Regions from separate parts of the Homo sapiens genome. Here region 2 is linked to region 1. A link is a contact called in ENCODE Hi-C data. All regions are on one chromosome and are shown on one strand. Each heading gives the region's core, a stretch centred on a gene start or an enhancer-like site at or near the end of the contact. The rest is flanking DNA. Distances are from core to core; before and after follow the strand shown.

Region 1 (4,258 bases), core at 918-3,417:
ATTTACTCCATTCCTGGGTTCTTATTCTTCCTAGATTCCTGGTTGCTTTTTGTTGTTCCAGCTCCCTGTAAAGGAAAGAATTATATCCCCATTTCCACCTTCACCACCTCATTTTAAGCAGCTCTGCGTTGCTCACATTCGCTTTCTAGAGTAATATGCTCAGCTGTGGTGGCACAGAGAAGGAAACTGGCCTAAATTTTGTCATAGGCAGCTAGAAAATATTAAAAAGTAGATTGTGATACCTGGACAATTTTCATGTTATTCCAACTGCGAGGGTGAGCTCTTCAAAAGCATAATGATAAAATAGCCTGTCTTTCATTGGACTCCTCAGAAAAGCACATCTGCGAACCATCAGGAAAAAAAAGTAACCACTTCATCTCTTTACCTCCTTTACCAGCATGGTCTCCCACCTTTGCTAACAGGTACTAAAAACTGGCTCTAACTTAAACAAGAAGAGACGTTTTCTAGGAAGAATCAAGAGTGGTTCTGATATAGGAGTTAAGAAATCACTTAGGCAAATAGTGAGGGTACTGGAGTCTTTGGTAAGGTTTTGCTTTTAATGAAAAGCAGCCCCAAATCATTTTCTTTTCTAACAAAAATCAGCCTGTGAATTCGAGCTGCAGGCATAGATGCCAGCAGTTGTGCCATTCGTGTTCAAAATGGCGGCTTCATCTTCTCTTCTTTTTTGCCAGCCAATGTACAGTAAGGAGCAGCCAAGATGGCGCTGGTCAAAATGGAAAGGACATTTGCATAACAAGGTTAGGGCTGGGTGACCAGCCTTCCCTGCCCACTTCATAAATGTCACACCTGATCAAACCAATCTTTGGGCCCTACGTACATCAGACACCTCCTCCTCAAGCCTGCCTATAAATCCAGCAAACTGCCACGGTTTGGCCTTTTCCCCTCGGAAGCCCCTCTCTCTCTCACTAGAAAAAGAACTGTTCTTTCTTTCTTCCGTCTATTAAACCTTCGCTCCTAAAATCCTCATGTGTGTCTATGTCCCAAATTTTCTTGGTGTGAGACAATGAACTGCTGGTATTTACCCCAGATAACGAAGCTTCAGTTTCAAGATGGAAAATGTTGTGAACAATTGCATCTCAGAAAAGGCAAGAACCAGGGCACCTCTGGGAATCTCTGCAGGCATCGTGGCATTTCCTTAAAGCATATGACTGCCCCAAGGACTGCCATCTAAATTTTTCTATCTGACTACCTTCAGTTCTGAGGCTTCCTCTGTCAAGGTTCTCATTCCCAAGGTAAGAAGTCAGACGGCCTGATGAGGATCCGGTATCCTTCTGAAGTGGAAGGACAGTGTCTGGTGAGCAGGTGTCATGGAGGGCCAGTGGCATGTGCCTGTTGGGAGGGGTGCTATGTGAGTCAAGCTGCACAGACAAGAATAGCATCTACTGTTTTGGCATCTTTCCTTACCACTACATGATGTTTCTCTGCTCTGAGGAGATCACACACCTTGATTTCTCCAAGTATGCTGGCTACAGTCACATTCCAGTGCCAGCAATGCCATTAGCTCCCTTTTTCAGGCCAAATCACATGTATTAGAGAATATATTTATTATTCCCGCAAGAATATGAGATGCAGGAGGGCTGTACATTGATTCTGCATATTTTTATCCCAAGCCTAGGAGGACAGCTCACTCAGGAGACAACTGGAGAGCAGCACCTTCAATTCACTTTTCTTGGAATCTAGGTTGTATCCTGATAAGAAGCATGTGAAAAAAAAAAATGTGTGTGTGCGTGTTGGTTGGGGTTGAGGGAGAGATGTTCAACACTAACATAGAATTAATGAATTAATGATAACATAGTGTCATATTGAGATAGTGAGATGTGCTGCACTTTGGAATAAGAGAGACATAGGTTCCTATCCTGTTTATTTAGCAGATTATTTAACTTGCCGGTGCATCTATTTCTTCCTCTATGAAATGGAGAAACAATCCTATGAATCTCTATGAGGACTAAATTGGATAACGCGTTATGCTGGGTGTGGTTGACTGGCTCCCAGCAGCCAACCCCACCCGTTTCCATGTTCCTTTTTTGTACATAGGAGCTGAGGAGATAAACGCTACATTTAGCAGACTCCTTGGCAGCAAGGGCTCTGGGTGTGAATTGTGTCTGCCAACCAGAGGGAGAAGTTGGACGCGAACGCTTGGCTGTTCCTGCTGGCTAGCAACGTGGTAGGAACAGGTTTCTGTGCAACGGAGTTTGCATGCGTATTTCAGACTTTTCAGTGTTTTGAGATTTGTGACATCACTGCAGTAATGACCTCAGAGCGGGCACTCCTAATGAGTCAGTTGCACATTGTTTTGGCAGTCATCCCACAATATCCACTCAAAAACCGACTTCTCTGGCCCTCCCACTGATTGTCAGGATCTCACTTGCAGTATTAACCCACTTCTGTTTTCAGTCTCTAGAGTGGTTTGTTTCCTATTCTGAGCAATGACTAATATAGACATACAAAGTGCTTAACAGAGCACCTTTCTGTGGCACTAAAAAATGCTTGATAAATATAGCTATTAATATTATTATTATTATCTGGTATTTGACCTTAATCAAGTTGCTTAACCGCACTAAGCCTGAATTTTCTTATCTATAAAACAGGGACTTCTTAAGGAACTGCTGTACAGATAAAATAACATAATGTATGAAAAGAGCTTAGCACAGAGAGTAGGTGCCCAGTAAATTTTGTGTATAATTATATATTCCTTTTATTCATTTTCATTTTTTCAACATATAAATTATTTTATTAGTCGTTTAGCTTAATCCACACATAGTATAACACTATAACAGCATCAAACTGTTGTATGCCAATGTCTATGTTATTGACATGTAGTAGATTTCTAAATGATTTAGAAATGTGTTATACAAGAAGCCAGGTTAAACTTAAATAATGAGAGTTTCTGCAAAACTAATCGACTGACTCTTACCTCTGGTAATTTTTCCTTAGACTTTATTCTGCAATCACTAGAGGGCAGACAAATACAGTGAATAATCAGTACCAGCTAAAGCAGTAAATTCTTAATGAGCTTTCTGAATATGGGTAGAAACCGTTATTTTTCAAACATGAAAATAGAAGAACAAAGATACTTACTATGTAAGGACACAAATATCAGTTAAAAGTTTATAAGTTTATTTTAACTTCATTGTTATATAAAATTAGTAAGCACAATTTTCTACCTCATACTTATGTAAATTTTAAAGTAAAATCATTCAACAACACATACATTAATTTTTAAAATTAACAAGATAATTAAATGATATATATTCATTAGAACAGAGAGAGAAGGTAGCATAGTAAGAGGATCATGAATCTGGGAATACAAAGACCCAAACTCCAAATGGGTCATTTTACCTATTAGTTGTTGTAGGCACAGTGCTTTGGGCCGACAAACTTTCAAGATGCTAGAAAAATGTTTGAAACTTGTAAAATAATTGATTCCAGACTTTGAAATGAAGACTTTTTATTTACACACACACACATGCACATATATGGACACAACCTAACGAGCAATATTCCCAAAACAGTAAGAACATGTTGGAATCTTGATTGAATGGTAATAAATGATTTTCATAGAACTGCCCTCTTTACAATATTGGGTCTTACAACCTATGAATGTAGTACGTCCTTCTGTTTCTTTGTTTATTTGAGTCTTATTTTAATTCTTTTAAATGATATTTTACACTTTTCTATGCAGAGTTCTTGAACATATTTAGAGTTAGGTGTGTAAATATTTTTATACTATTTTAAATAATATCCTAATTTTAATTTCTAACTCTGTTACTGTTACATATAAATACAATTTCTGTACATGGCTGAAGTTATCTAACTTGCTAAATTCTTTTATTAATTGATATTAACTATGTGTAGAATCTCTTGAATTTTCCATATATATGATCCTCTGTTCTGCAAATAATATCAATTTTCTTACTTTGCTATATTTTTATTTTTATTTCTTCTTCCTACTGCATTGCTACATATCCTCCAGTATATGAAGAATTAAATTAATGACAGTAGTCTCCTAGCCTTTTTATTGAAACAGATGGAGAACTTATTTATAATTATACATAATATTTGTTAAAGGTTTTATCAATTTTATTAATATTTTAAATTTAGCAACTTTGATGATGCCTTTGTTTATGTGTTTGTTCTACTCCTTTTTTTCTGCCATGTTGTTTTTGTTTCTATTATAGCCTTTGGATTGAATTTGCTCTTTTTTTTCCTACATTCAACACCATGAAATGGAGGTTTA
Region 2 (4,258 bases), core at 965-3,464, 710 kb after region 1:
AAGTTCAGTAGTATGCAAAATAGTTCTGCACTTTTACATTTTTAGAAGAGAAATAGCTTTGGTTTATCTCTTCTTTTTTGATATCTTCACATTATTAATGTGTATTTATAGCTTGTGGATGAAGTTCATGGGGAGAATGTTACTGTAAAATGCTGTTCAGTACACACTCAGTTTTTATCATTTGGCTTTTAAAAGTGTTGATCTCTTTAGTCTGTTGGTGATGGTTTAATAGAAAAACTTACACTTTTGTTTTGAGATGTATAGCTTATAAAACTGCTTAATTGGTGACTTCAATATTGAGAGATTAAGGTACCAAGAGGGACTTGAAATTTTTACAACCATATTTTTTAGTACTATTTATTATTAGTCTTTATTAGAATAAAAATTCATGGGTGAGAGTGATGTTGAGGTGTAATAGAGTCTGGTAAACTTGTTTAATCTTCATTTTGGAATGCAGTACTTACATATTTTTAAAAAATGTTTGCCTTTTGTGATTATTAGATAATTACTGAGTTGTGTTGTGAAATTGAGGAAAAATCAGGATCTTTGATAGATTTGTAGAATTTTAGAAATATCTTTAAGTTCTTGAGCCCTGAGTTGCTGTTCTATGATTGTTGCTAAAATAGTTTATTTGGTTTATCTGTGCCCTGCACACACATATAGTGGCGGTAGTTCATTACTGCATATTAATATAGCCTGGAAGCATAGTAGCTACATTTATATTTAATTTTTTGACCTTGTATTGCCATTTGTGGATATTTTTGTATCAAAGTATTTCCATATTATGTTTTTGAATTTCACTTCTGAAATGATAATCAGAGACAACGTTAAATTTGATCATTTGGAATCAGTCTTTTACATAAAATGTAAGCTATTTAAAATAGTTAATTTTTAAAGCCACTATTGATGTCCCTTTGTTTAAAGTTCTATTCATGGTCACTATAATAACACGAGGCTCTATTGTGGGGTTATGCATAAACTCACACTACCTTATGTGATCTTATGTTAATGCTTTCCTTTTAGTATCTTCTTGTAGCTTGGTAATATTTAAAATTTGTTGATACTCTCTTTGGTTGTGTTCATTATCTTCATTTAGGGAGATGTTGGGGAAGATTTTGTTACTAAAAGCTGTTACATATTAAGGTTTTGTTTTAAAAGGACTTTGAAAAAAAAACTCTTAAGGTTTTCCTTGCTACTATTTAATGAAATTTCACTGCATTGTGTCTTTTGATAGCCATTTTTAAGAGAGCATTTAATTTACTAGATAAGGATTCAGTTTGACCTAATTTGATAGAATATTGCTGTGTTTTTTGTAAAGGGCTACAGATTTTTTTTTAAGTTTAATTTCTTAAGGAATCCTTTAAACACATCTTCTTCTTATTTGCCTTTTCCCTCTGATGTCTATTACCCAGAATTACTCCAAGCTACATATTTAGCTGCATAAAGCAGTGACAGCTTGTCTTCTAAACAATGACAAATTTTAAAATCAGATATTAAGAAACCTTTTCATAGTTTCAAGGGCAGTGAGCTGTATGAACTTGCTTATCAGGTATTAGTGCCTCCAGGGCTATAAAAAGGTAACACATTTAAATGACTATCATACACAAGATATTGACATACCTTCCTTGGTCAGGCCATTTATGTGAAGAGGATTATGCCCACTGAAAATACTTTTGGCACGCCATCACTTCAGCAAAAAAGATGCTATCGAACATGCGCACATCCCCCAACAGTCTGCCTCCTGCGATTGCTTTTCACAGTATCCAAAGTGTCCATCTGTCTGCTTGTCTTCGAGTTACCCTCCTTGTTCATATGGGTCCTAGTCTTCTGAAATTTTCCCTTTCTTTCATTTTCTCTCTTTCGTTAAACAAAAGAGCTGTAGTTGCCCGTTCTGCTTGTAGCACTGTTGACTCTTCCCGACAGTTGATGCATTGAAGCTTTTTACATCTGCTATTTTCCTGGCTGGACAATGCAGTGCTGTGTTCTCGTCTCAGTATCCATATTTCTACTAATAACACTGAGCTGCAATGTAAAGCAGCCAGAGCTAAAATGTAGTGCTTCAGTTGTATTGGAAAAGAATAGGATTTACCTCTCTTCTTTCGTTGTTGCCTGGCAGCTGCAGGAAGGATTTTGAGCAGTTTTAATGGGGTTTTAGTCTATAATATGAAATCCACGGTTCCTCAGCTGCTGCACAGGCAGGCAGCAGTTTAAATGTGGGCTTGACAGATGCTCTCTCTGACAGAGCAGAATTTAACGTCACTGCTTGGCTGAATCCCACGTGATTGTTTGCATTCATTTTGACTAAAAACCTAAGGTAGGGAGAAGCTTAGAGATTTTGCTTTTATGTGATAAATTATATATGTTGAATGCAAGTGTAGTGATGAGTGAATAATTTGAAAATGTGATGATTATGAAATGGTTATGATTTTATTTTTTCCAGCTTACTTCCTTTTTTAACTTTATTCTTAAGTACAGGCTTTCTAAGTGTTTTCTGTGTTAGATGTTGGTTTTCATGTTTCTTACATGCTTTTGTAGGGTGTAAGCAGTATAAGCTTTTGTGTGTAAGTTGGTGTAATTTAACCCCTTCAGTGCATTCTCTTCTTGAAGTTTTTTTTCTCTGCTTTCAAATTGCTCTTGATTTTTTACTAATATGTAGTTAAGACCTATGGTTTCTATTGAAACCATGTATCTTTGTAATTTAGATCCCCCCCCCCGTTTTCTGGGGTTTGTATAAATAAGCTGTCTTGGATTACTTTACTAATGCATGATGTGATACAGCCCACTTCTTTTTTGCTCTTATGTGGTTTTTGGTGTTCTTGATGGCAGAAAACTTTATTTTAAATCACTTTTTAATGTTGTCATTTATTTTTTATTTATTTTTCCTTCCCTTTAAAATTACATGTATCGTAGAATTCAGTAAAATGATGTAATAGATATAGCACACTTGTACAGGATCTGGGGGTAATGAGATTTTACTAATTATGTTTACTTATTCTAATGTTTCAGAAAGATTTAATAACTTGCCATGAGGCAGATTTTATTAACACTACACACTCACTGAGATTTTTCTAATATGGTTAGTTTCTGGGGCTGGCACCTTCTTTTCTTACTGCAGAGCAGTAGGGAAGGTTTTTTTAAATTTTTTGTTGTAGTAAAAAGCCTTTATTATCAGTTTTTCCTCTGTGACTCTAGGGACAGTAATTCAGTCCTAGAAAGTTATAGTTTTGGAGCTTAAGCTAAAGGTTAACAGTTATATACATATTCTTCATCTCACTGCCTCCACCATTAATATATGCTATTTCAAATGAATATGAATTTGTTTTCTCTGATATTAAAAAAAATTTTGTCCACATATTTTTGAGCTTTGCTGATGAAATGTGCTTTGTAGTTTTAAGAACCCCACTGTATTAGAAATGTTAGAAGGATCGTTAAAGAAAAAAAAGAATTTTATAAATAGGAAACCTAAAGCCTAGACTGAGCTTTGACTTTTCCTAGTTAAGTTTGAAGGAGAGGACTAAAACCCAACTTCCTTGTAGTCTATATCCACCCATACTGCAATTCTCACTCACTACCGTTTTGTTTTTAAAATTAGTTTACTAGTTAACAGAGTAATGCTTAAGAACTTACTTAAAATAACTTATTTTCCAGAAGTACAGATGTGTTTTTGTAGATCAGTATTTATTTATCAGTGATTCTTTACATAGGATTTGACTATGAAGCTAGCCACAATGACCATTTATGGAGTATTTACTGAAAATCAGATTGCGTGCTAAGCTTACTTGAGCTGTTATGCAAATGGCTCTTTTCTAATAATTTTATTATTGTAATACCCACTTAAAAGATGCAGAACCAGTGCCTGGAGTTGTAAAATAGTCCAAATGTCAGATAAATACTGATAAGAATAGAGGCCAAGCTGGGAATTGAAGCAAGATTATCTAAATTCTTATCCTCTGTGTTTTTGTTTTCTTTTTAAATCTATCTAGTACTATCATTATTCTCTGTTCTTAAACTTTTTATTACATGGCACTGCTAGAGAAATTGTGGGATTTTTTTTTTTTCTGAACACTGGCGCAGCATACCCAGGAATCATTAATAGAATAATAAATGAATGTTTATATTTTCACTTTTTCAACAGGTACATATTGATTAACTACTGTGTACCAACATGTGCATTTAGGCATAGCTTATTAAGTATAGGGGATACAAAGTTGATTTAGAGACATTCCCTACCCCTTTCTCCAGGAAAGGACTAAATAAT

Evidence for each region. Hi-C counts contacts between places; a loop is a spot of excess contacts on that map. Pooled maps may share reads with other maps.
Region 2: a loop to region 1 is called in a pooled map, with 4 times the contacts of the local background. The contact joins the promoter of B3GALT2 here to the enhancer-like site in region 1. A Hi-C loop is called at or near these places in 5 of 50 pooled maps.

Annotation. Positions count from the first base shown.
Region 1 is chr1:192,474,829-192,479,086 of GRCh38, forward strand. No RefSeq gene overlaps it. Among named protein-coding and RNA genes, the nearest start is that of RGS1, 99 kb to the right of the region's middle. Within about 2 kb of position 2,168, at least 3 of the 41 ENCODE cell types and tissues checked have a DNase peak (open chromatin) inside an H3K27ac peak, as active enhancers do.
Region 2 is chr1:193,184,399-193,188,656 of GRCh38, forward strand. B3GALT2 (beta-1,3-galactosyltransferase 2) reads right to left here and starts at 2,215. Exons shown (of 2, transcript NM_003783.3): 1 at 1,621-2,215. All of the region lies in intron 10 of CDC73 (cell division cycle 73), which reads left to right.